7 separate regions of the Homo sapiens genome follow, and all the other regions are linked to region 1. Evidence: chromatin loops called from intact Hi-C (ENCODE). Cell type or tissue: Caco-2. All regions are shown on one strand. Region 1 holds the start of LOC102724849 (a long non-coding RNA gene). Region 2 overlaps LINC00607 (long intergenic non-protein coding RNA 607). Region 3 has its middle 77 kb from the start of LINC00607. Region 4 overlaps LINC00607 (long intergenic non-protein coding RNA 607). Region 5 overlaps LINC00607 (long intergenic non-protein coding RNA 607). Region 6 overlaps LINC00607 (long intergenic non-protein coding RNA 607). Region 7 overlaps LINC00607 (long intergenic non-protein coding RNA 607).

Evidence for each region. Peaks named below come from ENCODE experiments on the same cell type or tissue, not always from the same donor. Only the 100,000 strongest peaks of a DNase experiment are listed, where the experiment ranks them.
Region 2: it touches region 1 in a loop (5-fold over the local background); 9 of 110 quality-filtered maps call a loop at or near these places.
Region 3: a loop joins it to region 1, with 10 times the contacts of the local background. A loop is called at or near these places in 95 of 110 quality-filtered maps.
Region 4: a loop joins it to region 1, with 12 times the contacts of the local background. A loop is called at or near these places in 31 of 110 quality-filtered maps.
Region 5: it touches region 1 in a loop (6-fold over the local background); 5 of 110 quality-filtered maps call a loop at or near these places.
Region 6: a loop joins it to region 1, with 7 times the contacts of the local background. A loop is called at or near these places in 4 of 110 quality-filtered maps.
Region 7: it touches region 1 in a loop (4-fold over the local background); 4 of 110 quality-filtered maps call a loop at or near these places.

The regions. Positions count from the first base shown.
Region 1 is chr2:215,452,983-215,456,982 of GRCh38, forward strand. LOC102724849 (a long non-coding RNA gene) reads left to right here and starts at 725. Exons shown (of 4, transcript NR_110607.1): 1 at 725-743; 2 at 3,910-4,000. In Caco-2, a CTCF peak has its summit at 1,657; no DNase peak of the experiment used is centred here.
Region 2 is chr2:215,617,291-215,621,290 of GRCh38, forward strand. LINC00607 (long intergenic non-protein coding RNA 607) reads right to left here. Exons shown (of 10, transcript NR_037195.1): 8 at 3,828-4,000. All of the region lies in intron 1 of LOC102724861 (a long non-coding RNA gene), which reads left to right. Among named protein-coding and RNA genes, the nearest start is that of LINC01614, 99 kb to the right of the region's middle. RefSeq lists an enhancer at 2,796-3,090. In Caco-2, no CTCF peak of the experiment used is centred here; DNase peaks (open chromatin) are centred at 231, 2,021, 2,551 and 2,921; H3K4me3 peaks cover 269 bases.
Region 3 is chr2:215,918,467-215,922,466 of GRCh38, forward strand. No RefSeq gene overlaps it. Among named protein-coding and RNA genes, the nearest start is that of LINC00607, 77 kb to the left of the region's middle. RefSeq lists an enhancer at 3,455-4,000. In Caco-2, CTCF peaks have their summits at 1,872 (motif pointing left) and 2,083; a DNase peak (open chromatin) is centred at 1,865.
Region 4 is chr2:215,826,556-215,830,555 of GRCh38, forward strand. All of the region lies in intron 1 of LINC00607 (long intergenic non-protein coding RNA 607), which reads right to left. Among named protein-coding and RNA genes, the nearest start is that of LINC00607, 15 kb to the right of the region's middle. In Caco-2, CTCF peaks have their summits at 2,190 and 2,391; DNase peaks (open chromatin) are centred at 406, 2,136 and 3,976.
Region 5 is chr2:215,682,574-215,686,573 of GRCh38, forward strand. The region is part of intron 5 of LINC00607 (long intergenic non-protein coding RNA 607); the gene reads right to left. LOC102724861 (a long non-coding RNA gene) reads left to right here. Exons shown (of 8, transcript NR_187737.1): 7 at 769-888. Among named protein-coding and RNA genes, the nearest start is that of LINC01614, 33 kb to the right of the region's middle. In Caco-2, no CTCF peak of the experiment used is centred here; a DNase peak (open chromatin) is centred at 2,358.
Region 6 is chr2:215,781,382-215,785,381 of GRCh38, forward strand. The region is part of intron 1 of LINC00607 (long intergenic non-protein coding RNA 607); the gene reads right to left. Among named protein-coding and RNA genes, the nearest start is that of LINC00607, 60 kb to the right of the region's middle. In Caco-2, no CTCF peak of the experiment used is centred here; no DNase peak of the experiment used is centred here.
Region 7 is chr2:215,792,955-215,796,954 of GRCh38, forward strand. The region is part of intron 1 of LINC00607 (long intergenic non-protein coding RNA 607); the gene reads right to left. Among named protein-coding and RNA genes, the nearest start is that of LINC00607, 49 kb to the right of the region's middle. In Caco-2, a CTCF peak has its summit at 2,076; a DNase peak (open chromatin) is centred at 2,097.

The sequences.
Region 1 (4,000 bases):
GCAGTGAGCAGCCTCCCTACCCAGGAGAGAAAAGGAGAGCAGAGTTGATCAGGCTGGTCTGGATATTTTCCCCAAATTTACAAAGCCAGTGCGTCACTTCACTTCTCCAGAGGAGAAACAAAATGGGAAAATTGGCCCAGAGGAGCACCAAGACTGTGCTTACGGAAAATCACCAGGAAATGGGAAAATGTGTTCCCTCTAAACCTAGAATCATCGTCACTAATAGCTGTGTTCTCTATAAATAAACTTTTGAAAATTAAAAAAGTATAAAATGCCAAGATATGTCGTGTAAAACAATTTAATGTAACTTTTCAAGTAGACTTGTCTGTAATGAGACCACTCTTGGTTTTAAATTTGCAGATGCTCTTTGCAAAGAAAGTAGCATGTGTTTAACATTTACCTTCAGTATTAACTGTGTTAATACTACCATTGCTTATTTTGACATTTTAGTTTTTAACATTTATATTTGGAGGAATTAAAAAACGACTTGATTTCAAAGGAGGTATAACTCATTTTCACAATCTGAGTTCATGTGAATGTTTTAGAAGAAATTTCAGAAATGGCTTTGAAGTTATCTGAGAAAATGTTTACAATTATGCCATTTGGGAATTACAATTCTATGTGTTGGAATTGTTTCTATGGAGATACAAATTGCTGTACAATGTAGAATGTAGTTTGATAGAATGAGAATGTTAGAATTTTCACAGTGCTTAAAGACTGGTAATTAAACTATAACTAGCAAGGTAAGAACAAAATAACCACATCTTAAGTACAGTTTGACTTTCATGACTAAAGATAAAAATTACAGGGAGGTAGGATTTTATTTCACTATAAAGATGAACTTCCTAACGGTAAGAGCTATCTAAGATTGAAATGGGCTGCCATAGTTAAACAAAAAACATAAAATTACTTGGGGATAGTATTTGAAGGGGAGTCACTCATGCTTGTATTGTACTGCATGCCTTCCAAGATCTCTTCCAATTCTAATACTTGTATTCTATAAGAGCAACAGAATCATGCAATGATGAAAACCTTTTCACCAATTTTTTCTTTTGTATTAGTTAATAGACAATACTAAGAGTACACAGCATGCCTCTGCTTGCAATAATAGAAAAGAACCAAGAACATTTAAAATGGGCTATTGAAGGAGACCATTTGAAATAAATTTTTACAAATTAAGGTGTTAAATCATATCTATTTTCTAAGCAGATTTTTAAAAAAGATCCTTGCAGGATCTTTTTTACTGCTAGTATTCCTTTGTTAGTTCTGAAAAGAGATTCTGTGCATTACTCTGTAAATAGTACTGTATATTACTAAAATTTTATTGGTAAAATTATTTGGCTGATTCTAAAGTTTAGAAGAAAAACACTGAACAAAATTTCCCAAAGAACGGACTGTATTAATTTGAAAGCACAGTCCTGGGGAGTTCCCAAGTGGATGGGTTCTAGTGACCTGGCAATTATTCATCAATTAACCACAGCCACTTATTATCTGTATGAATGGAACAAAGTTGATACACAGACCTTGAGGCAACAATGATCAGGATATATGGCTAGTTTTCTTATTCCATCTCAGAGTTACACTTCAGAAACAAATTTCCTTAATATTTGATATTAAGTGTCATGCCCTCAATGACAACTAGGAGGAGCTGTTTGGTCTCGACTCTGCCTCAGAACTCTTTCCATGGGATCAAACATTGCACCTTGTACTGAATTAACCTTTTGTGTCTTTTGACCACATACGTAAAAGGTAAATAAAAATATATGTATTTTAAGCTCTGTTAAAAAAAAAACACAATTGCTGGCCTCTTGGATAATTAAGAGTTTATAACAATGAAGATTGCTTTGTCCTTTGTTCTCAAGATGCCCTCATGGGCTGTTTTAGAAGGATGACCTGTTCAATTTTCACCTCGGTCATCATCTCTGAGTCCTGTTTTTGCACATGGGGACTTTCAGTGCTCCTTACCTCTTCTTTTAGTTTGAAAATAAAGGGTTTTAAAGTCTCAATCTAGGGTCTGCACTGAAAAACGTCTTTTCTCTCTAGTGGTTATGCTAATGCAAGTTCTCCAATGTTACTCTGCATAACTGAATCACTAACTCTGCATTTCAAAGTGCCAACACTGGTAAACCTGAAAATTTATTAATGTAACAAACATTGTGCTGGAAACAAAAATATGGTTTCTGATCTCAAACATTTTAAGATCACATTGGAGAAAAGACACGAACTGTAATATCTTCACAATTGGTAATAGCAGCAGTTAGAAACAACAGGTTAGGCAGTAGAGGACATTTTCTCTGTCACAGAACTGAGAAATTGTCAACATATATACTTTTTTTGGTGTGTGCATTTTGGGGAGTAAAGAACATGGGGATGAGTAAAATTTATAAACCTTTATTTTTTTGCGTCTTCCTAAAATGTCAAGTCTTTAAGAACCCATCAGCAAATAATATTAGCTTGATCATCCTCAAATAATGTTAGATTGAGTCAAATGAAGTAATTATTTCTGTAGGTCACAACAGTCAATATTGGCAATTTCATATGGTTCACCTAATTTTAAAAAAGTGTGCATTAGTTTTCTTTTTTTGAGACAGAGTCTCACTCTGTCACCCAGGCTGGAGTGCAATGGCACAATCTCGGCTCACTGCAACCTCTGCTTCCTGGGTTCAAGTGATTCTCCTGTTTCAGCCTTCCAAGTAGCTGGGATTACAGGCGCACACCACCATGCTCAGCTAATTCCTGTACTTTTAGTAGAGATGGGGTTTTGCCATGTTGGCCAGGCCTCTGCCACCATGTCTGGTTAATTTTTGTATTTTTGGTAGAGACGAGGGTTCACCATGTTGGCCAGGCTGGTCTCAAACTCCTAACCTCAGGTGATCCGCCCTCCTCAGCCTGCCAAAGTGCTGGGATTATAGGTGTGAGCCACTGCATCTGGCCTTGGGTTAGTTTTCTGGGGCTGTAGAACAAATGACCACAAATCTAGCCCGTTAAAACAACACTCATTTATTGTCTCACAGTTCAGTAGGTCAGAAATCTGGGTGGGCTTGACTGGGTTTTCTGCTTAGGGTCTCATGAGGCTGAAATCAAGGCTGGGCTCCTATCTGAAGGCTCTGGAGAAGAGTCTGCCTCCAAACTCAGATGGATTGTTGGCAGAATTCAGTTCCTGGTGGTTGTTGCCAGCGGTTGTTTTCAGAAACTAGAAGCAGCTCTCCAGTCCTTGCACGTGTTCCCCTCCATCTTCAGGTAGCAGTGGCCTTGTGCTTTGAATCTCTCTGACATTTCCTCTGTCACCAGTCTGAGAAAGCTCTTTGCTTTTAAAAGGTTCATGTGATTAGATTAGGCCCACCAGATAATCTGCTTTTAATTAACACAAAAATAACTAATTAATAACCTTAATTACATCTGCAAAATCGCTTTTGCCACATAACATAACATAATCAAAAGTGCAGTGAGAGGTTGTGTAGTAAAGTGGCTAAGGGCATGGGCTTGAGAATCAGACTATCTGGGTTCAAAGTCATGCTCTATCACTAAATTAGGTGACACTGGACAAAGCTTTTTAGCTTCTCCGTGCTTCTGCAAAACAAGCATCATCTTTAATAACCTGCCTTGTTGGTTGGATTTTAAAGGGATCATTCTTAACAAATATTTAGCAGAGTGCCTGGCACATAATAGTTGCTCAATGAGTAACATTTAGTATTATTATTGTAGAAAAAGAAAATGAGAAAGAAAAAGTGAGAGAAAAGAAAGAAGTGAAAGAAAATTGTTGTAGACAGAGTGATCAAGGAAGGATTTATAAAGGAGGTGAGGCTTGAGTTGGATTAAGGTTAACTGAATTTTTGTAAGCATGAAGAGGGGCAATGTATTCATTCTAAATTATAACAAATTTACCAATAAAAGGTTTGTATTTTGTAGAAATGAGAAACTGATTACATCTGCTTATTTGGACAGTGAATGGAACCACATATTCTGCCTGTTGGCAAACACCAAATCTGTATAGTTTATT
Region 2 (4,000 bases), 160 kb after region 1:
CCAAGAGATTTCTACAGATAGCAAGATGCCTGGAATTCCAAAAGGAAGAAGTTACATTCAAAGAAGCATTTTATTGGCATCTGTAAACAGGCCAACACCTGTTAGAAGAAAGTCAAAACACAGATGAAAAAGAACCAATGCAAACATTCCAGACAGACATCAATATTGCCCACTCCATAAGATATTCCTCATGTTGGACTGCACTTTCCACACTCTGATGTTTAGGATTGGCCATGACTTGGTTCATGAAGTGTGAATGGAACAGGTCTGTGTCCCTTCCCACTTCTGAGAAGATCATGATCTTCCCAGGTCTGGGAAGAGACTCCCCAGGTCTCTCTTGAGCCAGCATTGGCATCAGCCTGTATTCTTCGAGTGTGATGAACAAAACAGCCCTGCTGAATCTTGATTGACATATAACAGGAGCAAAAAATAATCTTTGTGGTTTAAGTCACCATGACTTTGGGGTTGCTTGTTATTGCAGCATAACCTAGTCCACCCAATTGTTACAGGAAGAAGGTCCTGATCCAGACCCCGAGAGAGGGTTCTTGGATCTCGTGCAAGAAAGAATTCAGGACAAGTCCATAGAGTAAAGTGAAAGCAAGTTTATTAAGAAAGTAGAAGAATAAAAGAATAACCCTTGAGGGTTGCTGGTTGCCCATTTTTGTGGTTATTTTGTGATGATATGCTAAACAGGGGGTGGATTATTAGTGCCTCCCCTTTTTAGACCATATAGAGTAACTTCCTGACAATGCCAGGGCATCTGTCAACTGTGATGGTGCTGGTGGGAGTATAGCAGTGAGGATGACCAGAGGTCACTGTCCTCACCATCTTGGCTTTGGTGGGTTTTGGCCAGCTTCTTTACTGCAAGCTGTTTTATCAGCAAGGTCTTTATGACCTGTATCTTGTGCTGACCTTCTAGCTCATTCTGTGGCTTACAATGGCTTCACCTTCTGGGAATGCAGCTCAGTAGGTTTCAGCCATATTTCACCCAGCCCCTGTTCAAGATGGAAGTGCTCTGGTTCACACGCCTCTGACACAATGTTACCATATCCATCCTCACCAAAGCATTTTAAAGGACCTATGTATTTGCAAGTGTTCTCCATTGAGGGAGACAGAATGGATGTACATAATCATTTCAGTGATTTAGGGCAGGGATTTAGACATTTTGATAACTTTCTTGATTTAAAATGTGTAACATTTTATTTTGCTTCCTTCTATTACAGACATGCTGTGCTATGCTTTTCTGAGAAATACTTTTTAATTTTATATTCTTATTCCCCCTTACTCCCAGTTATTTCTTAAAATCTTTTTGATGAATGCTTAATGTTCATTCCCATGAATATAACTGATAACTTTATCTTTTTAAACATTATCTTTTAAAATTTAAGTGCCTGTGTCTATGTAATCTAAGCAATTTTTTAATTTTTATGTTTAGATACTTTATCTGGCAACCACACAATAAATAGAAGACTCTACTCTTCTTTTCTTTAATAAATTCCACAAGGAGCAGAACTAGTAAGAGGAAATTAGTGTTTGAAAAATCAGTATGGCTGTGAAAAGAAAGCTCTCTAAGAATAGGACTATTGTGGCTATGAATTAATGAAAAAATATTCCACTATTTTCTTTAAGTCTATCTTTCTTCAAGATCTTGTAAAGCATTCTTCCAGGCTGCTAATAATTGGCTTTTTTCAAACTTGATATTCAGGCTTAAAAAAAAAAATCCTTTTTTCCAGGTGCTCCCATCAGTAGGGTAAATTTAAGAATTATTTTTACTGGATGTGGATCTTCTTGAGAGAACTGGCAAACCAGGCAACTTTGAAGCTACAGTTTTTTCATTAGCTGGGAGCTGTAACCTGACCCCTCCACCCTGACCACATTTGACCTAAGTGAACACAGTCTGTCTCCGGTACATGGATAAGATTGGAGGGAAAAGATAGTCTGCAGGTCCCCAGCTGAGAGAAGGGGAAGGAGGGAAAGATAAGAACTGTGGTTTCAAATATCCTTAATGGGAATTCTCCACAGTCGTTTTTCATCAGGGCTGCGTGCTGTCAGAGCTTTGATTAGCGCCTCTTCCCTGGGAATCCTTTTGTTTGGTCAGTCTAGTGTTTGAACTTTGGCCAGGCCATTTTTTGTATTCTCCAGGTAACTAGGTCTGTTTTGATACAGCCCCTGGGGAGTGACTCATAGTCTCTAAAGGATAGACCACTATCTGATGTTTTGTTTTCCTCCTATGTCCATACCCTGAAAGGCAAGGGTGATTTTTTTTTCTTTGCTGTTTTCCTGGCTGTTGTCTTGCTGGCTTGGAAAGTCTAAAACGCATTCAAGCCATGGCACCCGGCATTTTCATCAGTATTTTTATTGGTTTGTTTCTTTTTTGGTTATGCATACTGAAAGTAAATCAACATATTAAAAAGCAAGAGAAAGAGATCAGAAAAGGAACGACATTTGTTAGTGGTTTCTGATTTATGAGTCTGAAGGACCTGTCACATTGAGCCTCGGCATGATATTAATTAGCTGCATGGCTGAAACGCCTTGTCAGTGTCGCACATTAAAGACGCACCTTGCAGCCGGGAAGGAGAGACTCTGAAGAGAGGGGAGGGGCGGCTGCAAATACAAACCACGCTGATCACTTTTGCCTGCATCTCCACACTGCTAACAAAAGGCAACTCACCGAGGCACACTTTCCGATTCTTGGTTTGTAAAAGCTGGTGAGAATATCAATGAAGCCCCACCTAATTTTTGCCTATTAATAATTCAGCTCCAGAAAGTGAAAAATATGAAAAACACAACCAGTTTTTCAGTCAATAAGAAAGGCCTTTTTTTTTTTTTTAATTTGGAGTCCTATGCAAGTGGCCTTGTCATGGCAGGGCCTTGACCAGCTCACAGCCGGTGTTCCATTTACAGTAACAGGGCGTGGCAGGTTGCGCAATAGGGCTGAACGGCGCAGTGCTCAGAGGAAGCCCCGACTGTCACGTTGTGCACGGAGTCTTGCAGTCTCTACAGGGGCCAAGAGCTGAGTCCATTTTCAGCCCCTCCACTTCTTCAGTGACATAGTCATCCTCTCCGTTAAGGGACACTGGTGGAAACACGTGCTAAAGCTAAAGAAGCTAAACAAATGCTGGGTGTTTTCAGGAAGGCTACTGAAAACATAGCAGAGAAGCCAGCTTACTCTTGATCCAAACCTCACTAGGCATGTTTGGTGCCATTCTGGGTGCCACATCTTAGGAAGAAGGCACAGAGCTGGGCAAGAATTCTTTCAGGTGGATCTCATGTGGGCCACAGATTGGTCTATTAATTACAGTTGTAACCACCCAACTTCCCCATGTTCCAGTCCCCAGTTGTCCACTGACCACAAAGACTCCTCACGACTGCCTCTCCAAGGAGTCTACCAAGAAAGCACCAGCATCGCTGGGTTGGTCTCTAGGTAGGCAGTCTTCAGGATGCTAGAGAGTTCTTCAACATGGAAGAACTGTGGCCTCCACCCAATCCTGTCTCCCACCTTGTCACTTGAGCCTCACAGGGACAGTGCCCACAGCCTTTGGAAGTCCTGCCTGTGTTTCTGACCTCCACCCTGCCCTACATTTACAAAGTATCTTGTTAAAGTGGTGCATCAGCTTTTGGTCCCCGATATCCTAATTGCCAAGGTGCCAACTCTGTATAAGATGCCATAAAGAGATCAGTTGCTGTCCCCTCCTCTTCACCCTCCACTTCTCTCCTCTTAGACTGTGCCTCCAAACTAACTCCTCCCTCCTTCAGATACAAATGAACCTGGCCCAGGGACATCAGTGATCCCAGAAGGGCCATACAAAGCCAAAATGAAGCCTTACCTTGGCAAGCTGAAATGTCCCATGACTCAACAAATCCTCACCAAATCTCTAGGAAGCATGAGTAGGGAAAATCCACCTTAGAAACAGAATCAGAGGTTGCAGTAATTTTTAGGTAGTCAGAAAGGCAGACAGAGATGCTGAAAGGTAGAGAGAGCCCTTCAGTTGTCTGTTCA
Region 3 (4,000 bases), 470 kb after region 1:
AAGGAAAAACAGACTAAAGAGTGAAAACAAATTAGCAATCCAAACAGCTCTCTCCCAGCCTGTCACTGGAAGGCCTTTGGTGTCTCATTCCAGAGTCAAGGGGTTTTCTGAGTTGAAGATTAAAGGATACATTTTCAGGGCTCAGAGAACAGACAATCTGTGAAATGCATATTCACCCAAGGCAGCCAGAACAAGGTGCGCATATGAAGAACCGGGATGGGCCTTCACCCCAAACCAGATGAGCCTTGTATGGATAGTCGGTATTTTGCACCCACTGGGCTCGAGTCTTTCATATTTTATTCATGCTTGGGTAAGGAAAAAAAGAAAGAAGAAAGAAAGAAAGAAAGAAAAAGAAAGAAAGAAAGAAAGAAAGAGAAAAAGAAAGAAAGAAAGAAAGAAAGAAAGAAAGAAAGAAAGAAAGAAAGAAAGAAAGAAAGAAAGAAAGAAAGAAAGGCCATTAAGCTCTCTTTGGGAATGTGGGAAATCTTATCTTAGTTATTCTCAACCAGGGTGATTTTGCCCCACAAAGAAACATGTGGCAAGTGTCTGAAGATATTTTTGATGGTCAAAACTGGCACTGGGAGGTGTTGCTGGCATGTAGTGGGTAAATAAGAAGGAGAAGGCTGAGCACCCTGTGAGGCACATGATGACCCCCACAACTAAGATTTATCTGTTCCAAGATGTAGTTAGTGCAAAGGTTGAGAATCTCTGCCTTAAAATGTAAAGCAGTAAAAACAGAACGTTAAGAAAGCTCCTCCCTCTCTCATGTGTATATTTGTGTATGTCTCTGTTTCCATCTCTCTCTCTCACACACACACACACACACAAACACACTGCCGGCTTCATAGGGGTGAAACCTATGCACATGAGCAGGGTCCCATACTCAGAACAGTTCCTGTACTTGATGTAATCCTCTGCTTCACTATCTTGAAATTCTCAATAATTTTGCATGAGAGGCCCCATATTTTCCTTTTGCCCTGGGCCCTGCACATTACGTATCTGGCCCTGCATGCAAATGCCTGTGCAAGAGACACTCAGCATTTCATGCAGTAGAACCATATGTTCTCCACTACCCTCTTTTTTCTCCCCTAACATTCCACTTTATTATAGTAGTGCATGCTTTCATTCTGTTTTTGAAACCTCTCTTTGGGTTATGGCAGAGCCAACGCTGGAAAATAGACGTGTGTCATGGATTCTGAAGCGTCTGCATATTTTCTTCTTGCCCATCAAACTCTCTAGAAAATCCATACAGGGCACCAAGTGGCAGTCAGCAGATCGTGCGACATAAAAATTTTCTCAAAGACGCTGGAAAGAAGCTGCAGAGGCTTTTCTTTCCTGCAAGGGCAGCAGGGCTCTGCTCTGATCGTCCTTGCAGAGATGACAAAAATGATCCAGGACAAGAATCTTAATATCTGTAATCTAATAAAATCTACTTTCATGTCCATCCTCTTCTTGCCAGTCCTTTTTCATTCAATGTTCTGGATTGTTCACAAACCTATGAATAAGCTTAAAACCTATTAAAAACCTGCAAGGCAGGAACCATCACTTTGCTTCTTGTTAATCACTTTTAATCTACTACCACAAGTCAATCAGCAACAATTTACTGAGCAATTGTGAAGGGATGGAAGACCCTATCTGCAAACAATCTTGTTCACTTTTACAAATGGATCCCTTAAAATGTCCTGTTACTGGAAGGATGCGGACCTCTCAGGGCTCTAGAAGAAGCACCTAAGTGGATTATCTATGAGGCCTACATGAAAAACCAAACAAGAGCAACAATAAATTTGTTTTTTGAATACTGTGCAGTATGACAAACCCTGCCTAAGAGATCCGGGTCTGCATACACGTGTCTCTACTGCCATCTTCTGACGAGCCATCCAGCACAGCCATCCATTAGCGTCTGCCACTTGGGAATCCCTCTGAGCACTTTAGAATTGAACTTACAAAGTAAATGGGCTTTGAAAACAATATTAAAGCACAAATCATAGTCGCTGCCACACTAGTAAACAGTTGAGAACATCAATAATAATTTTTAAGTTTGCAGGCAATTCAACTTAAAACAGTACACATGGAGCAGAATTCCTCACTGTAGTCTGTGAGCAGACAGCCTTGACTGAACAGTGGGACTCTTCAGGGACCCAGGCAAGGACTATGGGAAAGTCCAAGGGAAGAGTCAACAGGCTGTGATCCTAACAGCTCAAATTCTTTTGGAATTTTTGTTTGTCTGTTCCTATGAGGGGAAAAAAGACCAAAGCTCTGAGTCTGCTTTTCTGGGTAAAGTAGAAATACAGCCAATGTTCCTACTTAGGCATCACCTGAGACATGCCTAGTTCTCCTTTCCCTTTTGTTCCTAAAAGCACAGACCAGATTGGCAATAATAACAATGATGGTGATAATGTGGATTCCTCAAGGGTAGAAACCTCATTCTATTCACTGCTGCATTCCCATGACTAGAACAGCAATTCATAGTAGACATTCCAAAGATACGTTTCTTGCAGAGACATGGATGAAGCTGGAAACCATCATTCTCAGCAAACTAACACAAGAACAGAAAACCAAACACTGCATGTTATCACTCATAAGTGGGAGTTGAACAATGAGAACACACGGACACAGGGCAGAGGGCATCGCACACCGGGGCCTGTCGGGGAGTGTGGGGGCTAGGGGAGGGATAGCATTAGAAGAAATACCTAATGTAGATGACGGGTTGATGGGTGCAGCAAACCACCATGGCACATGTATACTTATGTAACAAACCTGCACGTTCTGCACATGCATCCCAGAACTTACAGTAAAAAAAAAAAAAAAAAAAAAAGATACATTCTTAACAAAGGGGCAGTCATAGCTATCATTGACTGATGATGTATTTTATGCTAAATCCTTTACAGTTCTTATCTAATTTAACATCTATAGTAACCTATGAAGCATGTCTTATTATCCATGTGTTGGGTTTTTTTTGTTTTTTGTTGTTGGTGGTGGTGTTTTTTTTTTGTTTTTTGTTGTTGGTGGTGTTGTTTTTTTTTGTTTTTTGTTGTTGGTGGTGTTTTTTTTTGTTTTTTGTTGTTGTTGGTGTTGTTTTTTGTTTTTTGTTGTTGGTGGTGTTGTTTGTTTTTTGTTGGTGGTGTTGTTTGTTTTTTTTTGTTTTTTGTTGTTGGTGATGTTGTTTGTTTTTTTTTGTTTTTTGTTGTTGGTGGTGGTGTTTTTTTTTGTTTTTTGTTGGTGGTGTTGTTTGTTTTTGTTTTTTGTTGGTGGTGTTGCTTGTTTTTTTTTGTTTTTTTTGTTGTTGGTGGTGTTGTTTTTTGTTTTTTGGTGTTTTTTTTTTTTTTTTTTGAGACAGGTCTCCGTCTATCACTCAGGCTGGAGTGCAGTAGCGCAGTCATGGCTCACCGCACCCTCGACCTCCCAGGCCCAAGCAATCCTGCCATCTCAGCCTCCTGAGTAGCTGGAACCACAGGCACATGCCACCACACTCAGTTATTTTTTAAATTTTTTGTAGAGATGAGGTCTCACTGTGGTGCTCTGGCTGGTCTCGAACTCCTGGGCTCAATTGATCCTTCCGCCTCAGCTTTCCAAAACACTGGGATTGCAAGCATGAGCCACATTGCTGACCTCCATGTGTTTTTGATGGAGAGTGAATCACCAGACTTGGCAGATGGCCAGACTGGCCAGAGAGGAATGAATTTATGTTGAGTTGAATAAGCTATAGCCCATGAAGAGGTGGCTACATAAAAATAATAATAAACCTCCATTATTGAGAAATTACTATACACCAGGACGGTGCTTAGCATGATCTTATTTACTCCTAGGAAAAGCTTGATGAAATAAATCTTACTTGGTGTCAGGCCTCTGAGCCCAAGCCAAGCCATCGCATCCCCTGTGACTTGCACGTATATACGCCCAGATGGCCTGAAGTAACTGAAGAATCACAAAAGAAGTGAATATGCCCTGCCTCACCTTAACTGATGACATTCCACCACAAAAGAAGTGTAAATGGCCGGTC
Region 4 (4,000 bases), 370 kb after region 1:
TATACAGCAGAGGTACCAGGAAAGCCAAGTGAGGAGGTTGACCCACAAGCTATGGCGTGGTCTAGGTGGGAAGGGCAAAGGAGACAGTCATGCCACTAAGAAGTGGCAAGCCTGGAGTTTGAAGGAGTGGACAAAAAAAAAAAAAGAGAGAGAAAGGTTTCTGAAAGAAGAATAGAGGACCCAGAAATAAATATTTCCCACATCTTATGTTTATCAAGAGTATTCCCACTGATATCAACAGGAATGAAAACATAAATATCTGCTTCAAACATAATCACTGCAAAGAATTGGAAAGTGGCTGATACAGGCTCCTTCTAGTGGTTCGCTGGAGTCTATAAGAGCGGAACAAGAGATAAAGAAAAACTCCTCCTCAGGTTACAGTTACATGTTCTCTTTGCCCTTCCCACCAAACACTGATTTGCAGAGGTCATTGCCTAAGCAGCAAATATGCTATTCGTCAGGTAATAAAGGCAAAGTTAACGATACAAAGATAAAAGAAGCATTTTTAAATTTACAAAATAGAACAAAGAACTACAAAATAGGGTCATCAATGTCAAGCAATTAATTATTTCCTAAACAAAGATAACCCTGGATTTCAAAAGCACACTCATCAATTACAGACAGACTAGCCCAAAAGATGACTAAGGGATAATATCTGGAATATAGGTTACAGAATGCCTTTCAAATGTCTGAGATACACACATTCCGGAGTACCGTGAAAACTAAACAAACAAGAAAGCAACACTTAAACGCCCGACATTTCCCAGAATTTGTATAAAATAGCATGCTAACTCACTCTGGAAAGCACAGCCTGCTTATCCTTTCAGATATAGAAGGGAAGATGAATCTGTTCACTGCTTTCTCTCTTCCACCTCCCCCTGAGTGTTCTCCACATTTAAGAGAAGGTTTTTGCTAAAAAGTAAAATACTCCTTGGCATTAGGAAGAGCAGCATACTTTGCATTCTTTTTTTTTTTTTCAAAATTGTATCAAAATCTCCTTTGAAAGCAAGGATTGTTCTATTTATTTGCTTTGTATCCTCTATGGTCAGAGCTCTATGAAAGAGAATCCAATCAGTTCTGCAACAATAAACAGGATGTCTAGGAAGGTATCACAAAAATCCTTAAAGCACAGTTAATTTTAAAACTTATTATTACTATTAATTATTATTAGAGAAAGGATCTTGCTCCATTCCTCAAACTAAAGTGCAGTGGCACCATCATAGCTCACTGTAACCCCATATTTCTGGATTCAAGAGATCCTCCTGCTTCAGCCTCCTGAGTTGCTAGGACTACAGGTGCATGCCACTATGATCAGCTAATTTTTTTTATTATTTTTTGTAGAGAGGGGGTTTCACCATGTTGCCTAGTCTTGAACTCTTGGCCTCAAGTGATCCTCTGGCCTCAACCTCCCAAAGTGCTGGGATTTACAAGTGTGAGCCATCAAACCTGGCCTTAATTTAAAAATTAATGAAAACAATTAATTCTACTTTGGCATCAAAAATAATTGCCTAGGCCAGGCGCAGTGGCTCACACCTGTAATCTCAGCTCTTTGGGAGGTCAAGGCAGGCGGATCACCTGAGGTCAGGAGTTTGAGACCAGCCTGGCCAACGTGGTGAAACCCCATCTCTACTAAAAAAATTTCAAAAATTAGCCAGGCATGGCGGTGCACACCTGTAATCCAGCTACTTGGGAGGCAGAGGCAGAAGAATCGCTTGAACCTGGTGAACCAAGATCAAGCCACTGCATTCCAGCCTGGGCGACAGACTAAGACTCTGTCTCAAAAAAAAAAAAAAAAAAAAGAAAGAAAGAAAAGAAAAGAAAAATTGCCCGTATAACACTTTGTAGAAAGATGCAAAATGTTAAAAAAACAAAACAAAACAAAACAAAACTGATCTGTATTGCCATATTAAAAATAAAATAAAATAAATAAAACACGTTGGGAATTACCATAGCAGCCCTCACCTGCTTCTCTGTGCAGGACCCCCTAAGGTAGAATATAAAATGTCATCAACTGTTCCCTGCCTTGAATATCAGGTCAGTCTACTGTCCCTCCTTCCCCTAGGGCAGCATATCCTCACCAGCAGCTCAACTGTTCTGGCAAGAGCAGCCTGTAGCCTGAGCCGGGCCTTCCCTCTCACCTCCTCTTCCCCTCAGAAAGGTGTTGCAAGAGCTGCTCCCTGCTGCCCTCTGTCTTCCAAAGCTCAATTTGGTTAATTCCTCCACAGCTTGTCTTTTTTCCCCCTATCTTTACACACCTCCATAAACACAGTTTTTCCTCTTTTCTCCCATCCTTGCCCAGTTACCTGAGAGAAAAAAAATATGGCGCTAGAGTGGATACTGCGATTTCAGGACCGAAACCAATTCCACCAATGGCTGTGGTGTTAGTGGCTGTATTAGTCCATTTTCATGCTGCTGATAAAGACATACCCAAGAGTGGGTAATTTATAAAGAAAAAGAGGCTTAATGGACTCGCAGTTCCACGTGGCTGGGGAAGCCTCACGATCATGGCAGAAGGTAAAAGGCACATCTTACATGGCAGCAGACAGGGTAGAATCAGAGAGCCAAGCGAAAGGGGTTTCCCCTTATAAAACCATAGGATCTCGTGAGAGTTATTCATTACCACGAGAACAGTAGGGAGGAAACTGCCCCCATGATTCCATTATCTCCCACCAGGTCCCCCCAACCACACATGAGAATTACAGAAACTAAAATTCAAGGTGAGATTTGGGTGGAGACACAGCCAAACCGTATCAGCGACCGTGGTACTCAGGAGACATCGTCCGTGGGATTTGCTCTCAGCGGGGGAGTTGCATGCTCCAAGTCACACCTTTCCTGAAGTGGCCCCTATCCACTCACTGATCAATGAGGAGATAGACAACTGAAGGACTGTGCCTGCTTCAGGGCTGCCCTGCCATCAGCCAAGTCATTTGCGGTACCTGCATCTCCTCTTCTCCAGTTCTGCTTCTGTTACTCCACAGGGGTTGATTCAGAGCGGCTCCCCAGTCAACTACACTATCTCAGAGTCTGAATTCCAGGAAACTGACCCAAGATACCCATCCTCTTTTTCCCCACATTCTTTCTTTCTTGTTGTTTTTATAGAGACAGGTGTCTCTAGGATGCCCAGGCTGGAGTGCAGTCGTGCAATCACAGCTCACAGTAACCGTGAACTCTGGGGTTCAAGTGATCCTCCAGCCTCAGCCTCTAGAGTCGCTGGGACTACAGGCGTGATCCTTCACGCTCTCAAGGCTCCGTATTCTTTCTTTGTGATTAAAAATGAACCTTGGGGTGGCTGATCAATGCTAGTAAAACATGGGTGTCAAACTAAAGTTTTAAGTAAAATTATTCCTTAACTTCTAAAGGCTTCAAATGTGCTGAGAATTTCCCCCTGGATAATCTCCACAAGTCTCCAACATTCTCCTCTCCTCCTCTAATTAAAAATGCCATCGTCAAAGCCATATTGTAGAAAAAAGAAATTATTTTTATTAATTTGGTTATGTTCAGTTATAATTAATGGATTTGCAAACACAGTCTGCATACCTAAACTATAACATTTGATTTCTCTGCTTCTTTTCATTGCAAATGTACATTAGTTCATCTAGGTTTGAATTTAAGTTGATTTCTATGAGCTGACCCTTCGTTCCTTTTATTATTTTTGGTAGAAAAATTATTTTTAAGTTCAGAACAACTGACAGTGAAATAAACTGTTGGAACTCAAATCGCCTGAAAGTGGGAGTTCACAATGGCTCCAAATAATTAGCTTTGGAAAGAGAGAGAGGCCTCACACCATAGCAGGGACATGAAATGAAGCTTCAGACTCCCCCACCTCGCAAAGACACAGCTTCCCAGTAGCTTCACTGTGTAACGGCAGAAGGGTCCCAGCTGGACTGTTGCATTTTAATTTCCCTGCCTCCAGATCACTGCTTGGACCACACCTTCATGACTAAGCAGTCCAGCCACTCATAGGGCAATTGGGACAATGAGGTCATATGTACCATGGGCA
Region 5 (4,000 bases), 230 kb after region 1:
TTGCCTAGAGATCACTTAATCTGTGGCATAGAAAAACTATATTCAATTGGCCGTGTGTAGTGGCTTAACGCCTGTAATCCCAGCACATTGGGAGGCCGAGGCAGGTGGATCACGAGGTCAGGAGTTTGAGACTAGCCTGGCCAACATGGTGAAACCCCGCCTCTACTAAAAATACAAAAATTAGTGGAGTGCGGTGGTAGGTGCCTATAATCCCAGCTACTTGGGAGGCTGAGGCAGGAGAATCACTGGAACCCGGGAGACGGAGGTTGCAGTGAGTGGAGATCGTGCCACTGCACTCTAGCCTGGGCAACAGAGTAAGACTCCGTCTCAAAAAGAAAAGAAAAGAAAAGAAAAGAAAAGAAAAGAAAAGAAAAGAAAAGAAAAAAAAGAAAAGAAAAGAAAAGAAAAGAAACGAACAACTCTATATTCAATAGATCTCTTGAAATAACTTGAATTTGGTGGGGGATGAGGAGGGGTTTCTAATAAGACATGTAATGTAGTAGAAAGATCTAGGCCTACGTTCAAATCTCATTTTTTCCACTAACTGGAACTTCTTTAGTAAGTTGGGGTTAATTCATTTCTCCCAGTATTATTGTAAGGATTACATTGATTTTTATTTTACAAATTTTTATGAGGTCCCTGTGGTGTACTAGGCACTGACCTTGCTACTGACGATATAACAACAATCATCAAGACATATAAAAGTCACTGCTCCATGAGGTGATCTAACACCTCGCCCTTTTGCTTCCTTTGTCTTCCTTTTTTTAGAGGGGAAGAAGGTCATGTGGGAATCAGTTAAATCACGTGTGGATAGAAGACAAGTTCCAGCTTTGTGGGAAATCCTGTAGCCTTCGCCAGGTACACCCTGACAATCTCAGAACTGATCAGGTAAAGCCAGCTCTGAGTTAGACCCTTCTGTGGCCTGTCAGGGAGAGCAGAGAGGGATATGCAGAATCCAGGCAAACCTGTTGTCTGGACTGGCAGAAATGGGAAGAAGCATTTCCAGAACACAGCTGAACAACCAAACCATCATCTATGTTCAAAGGGCTTCTTCTTAAATGCATTTCAAATCGATTTGCAAATTTTAAACAATGTGTCTTTAGTTTAAAAGCTCTAAATATTAAAAAATCAGTAAATTCTCCTTTAGCACTGCCCCACCCTCTGCCATTCTTCTCTTTCTCAGCACAATGGCATTACTGTTCTAACCACTCAATATTCAATATCTTATGTACTTTTAAGGAAATCTTAGGCACAAGAAAAAAGTTTATTTGTGAGGTGAGTTAACTCTTGTTTAAAAAAAAAATGGGTTGGCTCATATATAAACCTTACAAAAGGTTAATGCATAAAACACAAATATAGTTCAATTTCCTTTTTATGTGATTAGAGAAACTTACCTACAGAGTTGCCTATGACACCTACAAAAGAGGTGATGATAAGAATGATGCAGTTCACACTGTTCAATGGTTCCTTAAATTAATGAACACCAGATATGTTAGTGTGATTTCTTCTTCCTCTTTCAAGTTCTTTATTTACCACTCCATGCCCTCCAGGTTAGCTGAGTTTAGTGCTCTGGGATAATGACTAGTTGAATTCGCTGCAATTTTTTAAATATGCCTAGCATAGGGGCCAAAGGAAAACTTCTCTTCCACTCTCTGAAGGTTCACTGAAAATCAACTGGCAAAAGGCAGATCAGTAGGAGAAATGGCATACAAATTACTAGCATCCACGAGGGAGAATCACAGAGTGATTGCCTCATACCCCGTGGGGTAGAGGTGTTTATATACCCTACATCTTAGGGGAAAAGGAAATGGAGATGTATAGGTGACTTTATAGGGACAGAAAACAATTTTTAGGGGAATTCACTGGGCTTGAAGAACATACAATGGCCAGAGACAAAGTCTGTTGGGCCTGCAGAGTGGACAATGGTTTGTGACAAAAGTCTGTCCAGGTGTGTTGACAGATTTCAGTCTTCCTTCCTGCGATAGGAGATGAGTTAATGGAAACTCAGGGAAAACTTAGGGTAATTGTCTTCTTCTTTGATGGGTCCAGACTTTTCGGCAGATAAGGAAACATCAGAGAACAAATTTATCCTGTGCTTTGGGAGATAGGAAGGGGAGAAGGTCAGGGAGACCTTGAGGCTCCTTCAGTTCAGCATGTCAAAGTGCCATATCTTAGAGTATCAGTTTCTGAGCCCCAACACTAGAAACATGAACAAGTTAACAATTCAGTTAAAAGGGAGAGAGAGATGAACTGAGTGAAGTGCATTGTAATCCTTCCTGAGGTTAAGCTAGTGATAGTCGGCCTCTCAGGCGATTATGTTCACCCTCCTAGTGTCAGGGAGACATCTTTACTGCTTTTCCTAAGAGAACTTAAGAGATACTGGGGCAGGGCAGGGAATTGGAAGCAGATAGCAATGTGGACAATCTGACTTTGTTGGCAAATGACTAACCTGAATACAATGAAGTTAAACATCTGCAGATAGTTTCTGGTTGTTGGCTTTTATCAGTTTTTATATCCATGTGGAGTGGTGGGGCTGTGATTAAGAAAGCTGGTGGACTGTGAATTACATTTTTCACCTTTTAGTTTAAGGATTGAATATGACACATTTGGGTGGAAGAGCACACCAGTTGGATTTTACTTTTTTTTTTAATGTGACTGAGAGAAAGTGAATCAGCTGTATTTTGTATTTATTCAGGTTTCATAGTGCTGATTCAGGGACAAGTGTCTTTGTTTTATATCAAATTCTGGGTCTTTTTCAGCAGAAATGAATCAAAGAGAATCAGAGAAATGTGAGTTGACTTTTTTAAAGGAAACAGGAGGATCTGGTGTCAGAGCTTTTAGTCCAGAGTTTCACATTGATGATAGCTGTAGCTGCTTTCTAGAATTCTCAGGAATTAATTACAACCAGATTTGTTTTTGTGGCATTCACATCCCATCTATTTGTCAATTGCTCATCCACTCATCCAACTTCTCCATCTCCATGGAAATCATTTCTTTTTTCCAAGGAAAATCACACAGGAAAACAATAGACTCAACTTGGAAACATCAAAACAGTCAAAGCAGTCTTTCTGAGAACAAGGCCTATATCCCTCAGCTTGATCTGTTTCCCTGAAAACACCCTGAATGATGTTTTTCTTATGTTGAGCTCTTCAAGATCCATATTCTTAGACACTGGGCCAAAAATAATGGGCTTGCCTTTCCCTGTGAGGGACCTTGCCCTATGACCTAAGCTGCCCACACAACCACTGAGCAATAATCCTGTTGGCCTCTTAGAGGGAAATGATGAAAACAAGAAATTGTCCCTCCAACTTGAGGGTTTTTTTCTCCATAAGTCTTAAAATTAATGAGAGCAGTAAGAAAGCATCGTGGCTTCAGTATAAATATAAAAACTATTAATTGTAACAATAGAGAAGAAGTCATAATTCATAATCATTTCCATCTTTCATGTTGAATATTTCAGGGTTTGGAAAAAAATATTTGCATTGATTTTTTTCCCCGAAGCCTAAATTATTCACAAGTATTATGTATCACTGAATTAACAGTAGTCAGAATTGTGTGTTCAACATAAATACCGAAGTATATAACTTTGAATATTTCCACAAATACAATGGATAAAAAGGTAATTTTGTTCACATGAGTCAATGAATTTCGGAAGTAGAGGTGGCAACTCAAACAAACTCTACGCTCCAAACCCACCCCTTTGTGCTTCTTCAAGAATCAAGAATTAAGGCTACAATTCTTAATACCTACATGTTGTTTGGCCAGTTACTTAACTTTTGTTTCTTAGTTTTCTCATCTGTAAAATGGAGCTACTTGTTTCTACTGCATGGAAATATTATGAGAACTACAAGTATTAGAACAATGCCTGCAGTATAGCAAGAACTCAACGTTAGCTATCATGTTTATTTAAACTTCCTAATTCACTTTGTAACTTCTGTGCCTAAGGTGAAGATCCAGGAATACTTAAAGAAATCTCTGAAACAGTTTCTTCTTCGTTTTT
Region 6 (4,000 bases), 330 kb after region 1:
CAAGAAAATTTTCTAGGGCAAAATAAAACATACAAAATCACTTCTTAGTAATTTCTTCATTCTGTCAGAGACATTCTATATGACGTCTTCTTTTGCTCTGTTAATTGAAGAACTGGCAATCTGGGGCACTTTCCCAAGTAATAAAAATGAGAGAATTACAGCCTAGGGAAGTGAAGAGGAAAAAGAGAGGTAATTGTACTTGAAAGCACAGCATTTGGCCCACAGTAAACCATCAGTAATGTCTATTGAATCTTGCATAACAACAAGAAGGTTGAAAAGAATGATATGAGAAATTGAGTCAAAAAATTAAGAAATAACCACTTCTGAGTAAGAACCTAAATGAACATTTAAAAAAATTTCCTTCCTGTTACTATGGCTTTGAAAGTCTCTAAGTAGGAGGAAGGTCTTAATCTTATTCTGATGATGCCTGAATCCCTGGCCCTCAAACTAGTCCGCCATTTCTTCTGGCCAGTATTGGGAGCTGGATGTGAGACAGAGATAAACAGCATGGCCAAGGAGGGACAATAATACAGTTAGTTGTAGAAGCTGGGCCCAAATAGGGCATAGAAAAACAGGGGAAGACAATGACCTTTTGTTTCCATTAGAACTATACTCCAGAATTCATAGTCCCAATAGGTAGAGATACCTATTCCTCACAGAAGAAAAGAATGAAATAAACAGAATTTTATTTATTATATACATTTTTACATAAATTCAAATTTGTATTTTTGTAGAAATTCTCCCTTTTCCACCATTTTTTGATCCCCAATCAATCCTAAAGTGGAACCTAGAGAAGAATAAGTTCCCCAAATAAACGGTGGGATGGGCAGATGAGTAGAGGCCAAATCTTTTTTTCAGATTCAGGAAAGTTTTAGATATTTCTAAAATGTCCCTCGAGTCTTTCTTGCTCATCATAATAAAAACAAAAACAACAAAAATACAATAGCAACACATACTATATGCCAGGCACTGTGACAACTGTTTCCCATGTAAAAGCTTATTGAATCCTCCCAACCACTAAGTGTAATAGATACTAGGACCTCACTTTACAGATGAGGGAATTGAAGTTCACAGAGGTTAAACAACTTGCCCAGGATTAAGGTTACACAGCTAGGAAGTGGTGAAGGCAAGATTCAAATGCAAGCTGTGGGAATTCAGAATATGCTTTCATTGTAATGGGTGTGCCCTCTTCCCACTGTCCTAGTTAGAGGTCACTTGGATTATTCCCTTTGGCTCCAAAATATCTGTATAGAAGCTCCTCCCCAGGAGTCTCCAGGGGTCATCGTAGGTTACAGAACATTCTGTACATTGCAGGGAAGTTTCTTCTGAGGGGCCCAAATGATGGGGCTTGAGCCAGTGTTGGTATCGTAACCTCTCAGCCATTAACTGGGTGGCCAATGAGAGAGAGCTGTGGTGCAGGCATGCAAAGTTCTCACATACACGAAGATCAGGAGGTCTGCTGGGGAGGCCTCAGGTTTAGTATATCTCTTGTGTGCTCAAACAGTGCCCATCACAGCAGATCTTCCTCCAGGACTGGAGCACCAAGCTGGCATCAGACCTATTGTTTAAACAACTCTCTAGAATCAGGTTTTAGGCAACAGGTGCCTCTGATCCAGAGCCTTTCCTACTTTTCCCAGGATCCCTTCCCATATGCTCTTTAACTGAACTTTGATAGGATGTTTCACCCGGAAGAGTTTAGAATCCCACTAGTCTAGATTCAAACCATGGGCAACCCTGCGTCTCCACAACCTAAGACATAGGGAGGGCTCAATGTTCAGAAGCACAATGCTCTACCTCCCCTCCCAGGATGGGAAAGGAAAAGCTTTCATTTGCAAGACAGGGTCAGGGGTGTTGGGAGAAAAGAACAGAAAGAAATGAGTATTCATATTAAAAATGTAACCCTTGGCCATGCTACCTCTGGGAGACCCTGATATTAAACTGATCTAGGCAAGATGAGAGCAAAACTCCATCTACCCAAAGCCTGCATACAACTTTGTGCTCCCATAACCTATTTGGCTGCTCTGCCACAGTGTTTATTACGCTGCATTATGTAAGCCTGTCTCCCCATTAGACTGCACAGGAACTAGAGCAAAATGGACACTCAATAAATGTGAAGTAAATGAAGAAATGTGCAAATTCGGCTGGGTGCGGTAGCTCACACCTGTAATCCCAGCACTTTGGGAGGCCGAGGCGGGCGGATCACGAGATCAGGAGATCAAGACCATCCTGGCCAACATGGTGAAACCCTGTCTCTACTAAAATACAAAAAATTAGCCAGGCGTGGTGGTGTACGCCTGTAGTCCCAGCTACTCAGGAGGCTGAGGCAGTGGAATCGCTTGAACCGAGGAGGCAGAGGTTGCAGTGAGCCGAGATCACGCCACTGTACTCCAGCCTGGGGACAGAGCAAGATTCTGTCTCAAAAGAAAAAAAAAAAAGAAATGCGCAAATTCACAAGATCTCACAACAGAAGAGCTGCAACATCACACTTAAACTCCTGACCTGTTGTATGGAGTCATTGATTTAATTGCTGTGCTGCATTTTAGTTTGAGTCCATACTTTCCATATAAACATTTAATCATCCATCCATCCATCCATCATTTATTCATTCATTCATTCACACTGAATGCATTTTTTGAGTGTCTACCATGTGCAAGCCACTATGCTAGTCTCTAGGAAACTGAGAGCAAGCCAAAACAGGACATGCTGAGGACACCAGAGCAAGATTTTCCCCTATATTTTTCACAAAGTTGAAATAAAAAAGAAGAAAAAAATACAGAAATAAGTTAAATAATGAATAGTAGCTGCCAGAGAAAAGACTGGAGATATGCTCAAGGGAGAAAAAAAATGTCTTTCAAAGGTGATTGGAAAAGAAAGGCATTGGCAACACAGGGAAAAAAAAACAAAACAAAAAAAAAAAACAAGGAAAGACATTCTAGAAGGCAGGGAGTTATAAAATAGATCCTTAGTAGTGAGAAGAAATAAGTCTGCCAGTGCATTCTTATATTGCTACGGGCAAAGAAAAAGGGTGCCTGACTTGTCTGCATATTCTCTGAGAAAGTCCAGCTGTTCTCTGGAAAGCAGAATGCCTGCCTCTGGAGTGGAGCTGAGCCTTGCAAACTGATTAAAAAAACATGTACGGTCAGAGAATAAACACAAAGCTCAAGGATGTCTTGCTGTGTGCACTTTATGGGCACAGAGTACTGCTGCTCCTTTAATATAAAGCTATTATCCACAGTTGCTGACTCATGTTCCTAAATTCCACAAATGTCTTCCATTTTGTAGCACGCTCCTAACAGGCTTTCTATCCTTCCTGTGGATATCTCATCTGAGTTTGAGAGTGAGGATCCCAAAAGGAAGAATCCCAAGGGGAGTGTCCAGAGAGCAAGTGTTCCAAGAGAACCAGCCAGAGGCTGCATGTCGTTTTATGATCTAGCCTCAGAAATCACACAGTGTCACTTCTACCATACTCTATGGGTTCAAATGGGCACAAACCCACTGAGAGTCGAGGGAAAAGGACATAGACCCCACTTAAAGACAAGAGGTATGTGAAAGAATTTGAGGCCATATATTAAAACCAACATACTCACCAACTTTTTTTTTTTTTTTTAAATAGAGGACCTGATGCCTGGAGCTGCAGCAGCCATCTTGTAACCATCAGGAAAAACTCGAGAGAATCCCAGAGACACGAGTGCTGGCAATATGGAGCTAATGAACCAATCAGAAAACTGCTACCTCCAGACTTTTGAAGACGTGAGAAAAATTAACTCAATATTTGCTCTAGCCATTTTTAGATGCATTTGTTACTTGCAGGCGAAAGCCCTTCTAACTGATACACTACCTCCAGAGACAAGTAGTATAGACTCAGAATGTCATTAACAGATCTGGACGTGAAGGAGGCATAGAAATATAGAAATAAGATAGTGTTTCAGTCTTTCGTTACTGAGTTTCCATCAGTTCTGGCTAAGTCTCAGAGAATTTCAGAATGCTGCATAATTAGAAC
Region 7 (4,000 bases), 340 kb after region 1:
AAACCAGGGGAAAATTGTGATTTTTTTTTTCTTTTTCTTGTCTTTTTTTTTTTTTTTTTTTTTTTGGCTTAGGTTCTATGAAGAACGGGCAGTCATGTAGAACTACAACTGGACAAAAAGGGAGTATGACCCAGTGGTAATAAACTGAGGGGAACTTAGCAAGAGAGTTCAGAGAACTCCTTTTCTTTTGTTTTCTTTTCTTTTCTTTTTTTTTTTTTTTTTTTTTTTTTTGAGATGGAGTCTTGCTCTGTCGCCCAGGGTGGAGTGCAGTGGTGCTATCTCGACTCACTGAAACCTCCACCTCCTGGGTTCAAGCAATTCTCCTGCCTCAGCCTCCCAAGTAGCTGGGACTACAGGCTCGTGCCACCACGCCCAGCTAATCTGTGTGTTTTTAGTAGAGACAGGGTTTCACCATATTGGCCAGTCTGGTCTCAAACTCGTGACCTCATGATCCACCTGCCTCAGCCTCCCAAAGTGCTGGGATTACAGGCATGAAACACCGCGCCTGGCCGAGAATTTATTTATGGCCATGTTTTAGGGGAGAAAAATGGGAGAAGCTCAGAGTGACCTTCTTGCTTCTGTGGCTTTCTCAATTGTCAAGGTGCTATATTTTGGGGTATCATGCCCTAGGCCCCAATAATTTCCTTTTTCCTTTCTTTCATTTTCTATAAATGCATCTACTTAGCTAAAAAGTCAAATACTCAAATGTAGATTATTTTGTCTATACAAGTTTTGCCATTTAAAACTTTTTGCCATTTAAATTATTTTCTTTATGTGCATTATGGCTTCAGAACGGCAACTCAGGGAAAAGCAGCTTACACCCATACACGTACATGCTTATCTCTTCCTGCTGAAACCAAGACCCCTCTGATTAGTGAAGACTGTTACTTGGGGAATGACTGAGCAGTACATGAGTTTAGGAGTTCCTCCTTTTTGTGTTAAGCATGGTTTGGCTTAACTCCAAACCAGGCATGGGAAGTCTTAGTCACACTAGGCCACTGAGTTTGTATTTGCAAGGAAATCTCTGGTTTGCTTTCTGTGTCACCTAGCACACATCTCCAAAGATTTTACTTGTATCACTTTGAACCCTAGAACAAATATTTTGACATCACACAGTATACACAGCAGAATCCCACAGCTTACAATGCAATAATGCACTTACTTTCAGCAAAGCAAGGAGGAAAAGGAGGGAGAGGGAGCTGGTTAAAACTAGAAGTTTCTACAAGTTAGCTTGCTTAATCAGTAGGAGGTGGGTTTATTTGTTTTGTTCTCTTTTAGTGGTTACTTTCTATTAATGAAGACTGTGTGTACTTGTGTTTGGGGTAAGCTTAGTCATTGACATAGGGACAGGGCTGGAAAACCTAAGTTAAGCTTAGCAAGTTAACACCATAGAGGATAACAACAAAGACTGTCTCTGTAAACAAACTTTAGACCAGGTTCTTTGTGCCCTCTTCTCAAATAGGCCTCATCTTTGGGCCTTGTCTTTGGCCTGCCTAGTCCAGTTTTAGCAAGAATTCTGCTAAGTCAGTCTAGCAAAAATCCCCTATCCTTGATATCTAATCACCCTGGCCTGCCTTCAGCAAGAATTCTGTTAGTCTCTTTAGAAGAATTTCCCTATCTTCGTTGTCTCCTCTTAGTAATTTTCCATTCACGGACCCCCTCACTCTGTTCATTGGATATAAATGCCCCACGGCTTTGCTATATTCAGAGTTGAACCCAATGTCTCTCCCCTACTGCAATAGTCTTGATACCTATTGCAATAGTCCTGAATAAAATCTTCCTTACTGTTTTAACAACTGTCAGAATTTTTTTTTTTAACAAGGGTCAGGCTGTTATTTGTTATGTGTGTTGTAAAACAAAGCATTTACAATCTTCTCCAAGTTTTATAGCTCAGTTTTAGCCATGGGTATTAAAATATGATCTCCTGCCTGGGACCTGAAGGCTCCAAAGCCCTTATTGCAATTGTGCTTAATACATCCCTCTAACCCATCCCCGTTTCTACCCTTCTGGGACAAGAAAAGCTGTGCCTTACTTAAAACTGCTGTGAGCATGAAAACATTCCACTGGATGGGGCTGGAGGCACAGGGTGAGGGGCAGCAGCTCTACTTTGAGCCGTAAAGTGCTAAGTGGGAGTTTCGTTTGCCAAGAAGGGGCCTTCCTGCACAAGGTGGAAGGTGGTGTTGGTGAATGAATAATTGCCAGGGAAGTATCACCAGACACCAGGATAAGATTTTATGGGTCATTGGGAGGAGAAAGCAGCTAACAGCATCCTTGTTGAGTCTTTAGAGGCACAGAGTAGAAGCCCGAGGGAGAGTAAACAGCAAAAATAGTTAAGGAAAAAATAAGCTACAAATAGTAAGGAGGGGAAGTGGGAGCACTGAGCATCAGGGAAATTTCTGGCAGAACTCTAGCAAATGCCTGCACAAAATCACACCAACCTGATGATGCTGTCATTCCTGATCATTTCCTCCAGCCAAGGGGTTGCTCTCCAAACTTACGGAAGAGAGAACCTGAAGGCAGTGACCTACCTATTCACCAGCTTATACATCAGCATGAGTTAGTTATTCCAGCTTATTTTATGAGCTGTTATTCAAGCATTTGAGTATCACCAATGGTGAGGTATTGGGTGATTTATTGCAGAATATTATTCCTCTGTCACTAAGTGTAATGAGATCATTTGCAAATTTTATTTTTTCTCTGCCTTCTAAATGCATGCAATTGTTAGACCACATATTTGACAGCTGATATGATCCACAAAACAAAGGCAGATTCCCTCTATTCATCGTATAACTTAAAGAGAAAGCTTCTTCCCTACCAGTTTCCTAGAGCACTATCAACCTTGCTAACATCTTTGCATCCACTTCCTTGGCTTAAAACAGCATTGAAAGTTGCTTTTGAGTTTCTTAATGCACTGAAGATGCGATTCCTAAAGAACCTGAGAACTATGGACTCTGATGAAGATGCATGTTGGGAGATGTGAGACAATAAGCAGATCAATGCCATTCCATCAGTCTCTTCTTCCCACTGTTCTCTGCAAGTATCTATTGAGCAGAGCATTGAAGTTTATAGCGCTGTCAATGCCATGCAGGGAAGCCCATTGGGCTGGGTGTTTTGTATTTGTACTGTAGATCTACTCTCCACTTTGCCCCTTTCTGTTCCCTGGGAGGCTGCGCTCTGTGGACCATATCACTCCAGCTCACTTGTCCTCTGGCTTTTATTAAGTTTAGCCAATGAGAGTCATTGGCAGGAGATCACAGAGTGAGAGGAGTGAACACCTCTGAAAGCAAATTTCTTCCCACTCTAGCCTCCTCCCACTCCCTCTCCCTCTCTCCCAGGCTCTATTATACAGTGACTGTAATCCTGGCACTAGGCCACTTCTCCTATCGGGTGGAATCTCTCTTGCCAGAGAACTACAGGTTGTACTAATTTCTGGTAACCACTCTCTGCCTTCCTTCAGACCATGCAGGGAGTGATGCCAGTTCCTGCTGTGCTGTTCCCTGTCACCATCCTTTGGTGGTTTGCTTTAACGTTACTCACACATTTTTTAAACTATCCTCTATAGTTGACCTTTTGAGTGGGCCATGTCTTCCCTACTGGGACCTTAACCACAACCTCTTCATTCATTGTCAGGATTTTATATCTACGTCAACTTTCCAAAACACAGCTAAAATCTAAAATGTTGTTTTTCACATTTAAGAGCATTTTTAGATTGCAAAGAAGTAGCTATAGATTCCATTCCCAGCAACATGAGGACCCCTGAGGACTCATTTTCCAGTGAAATGATCGTAACTGATAAAAATCATTTTTAAAAAATTAAAGTTCCCAGAAATTGTTCTAAGGGTATACAGAAAATAAATCTATTCAAGAAAATCTACTAAATCTTGGTAAGAATAGTGAGGTTGTGGCACTTGAGCCATGACACACTAGCTTCCTCCCCACTCCAGCTCAATTTGAGGAAGGTTTCACTCTGAGTGGGACTGGTCAAAAGGTGAGGCTCCCT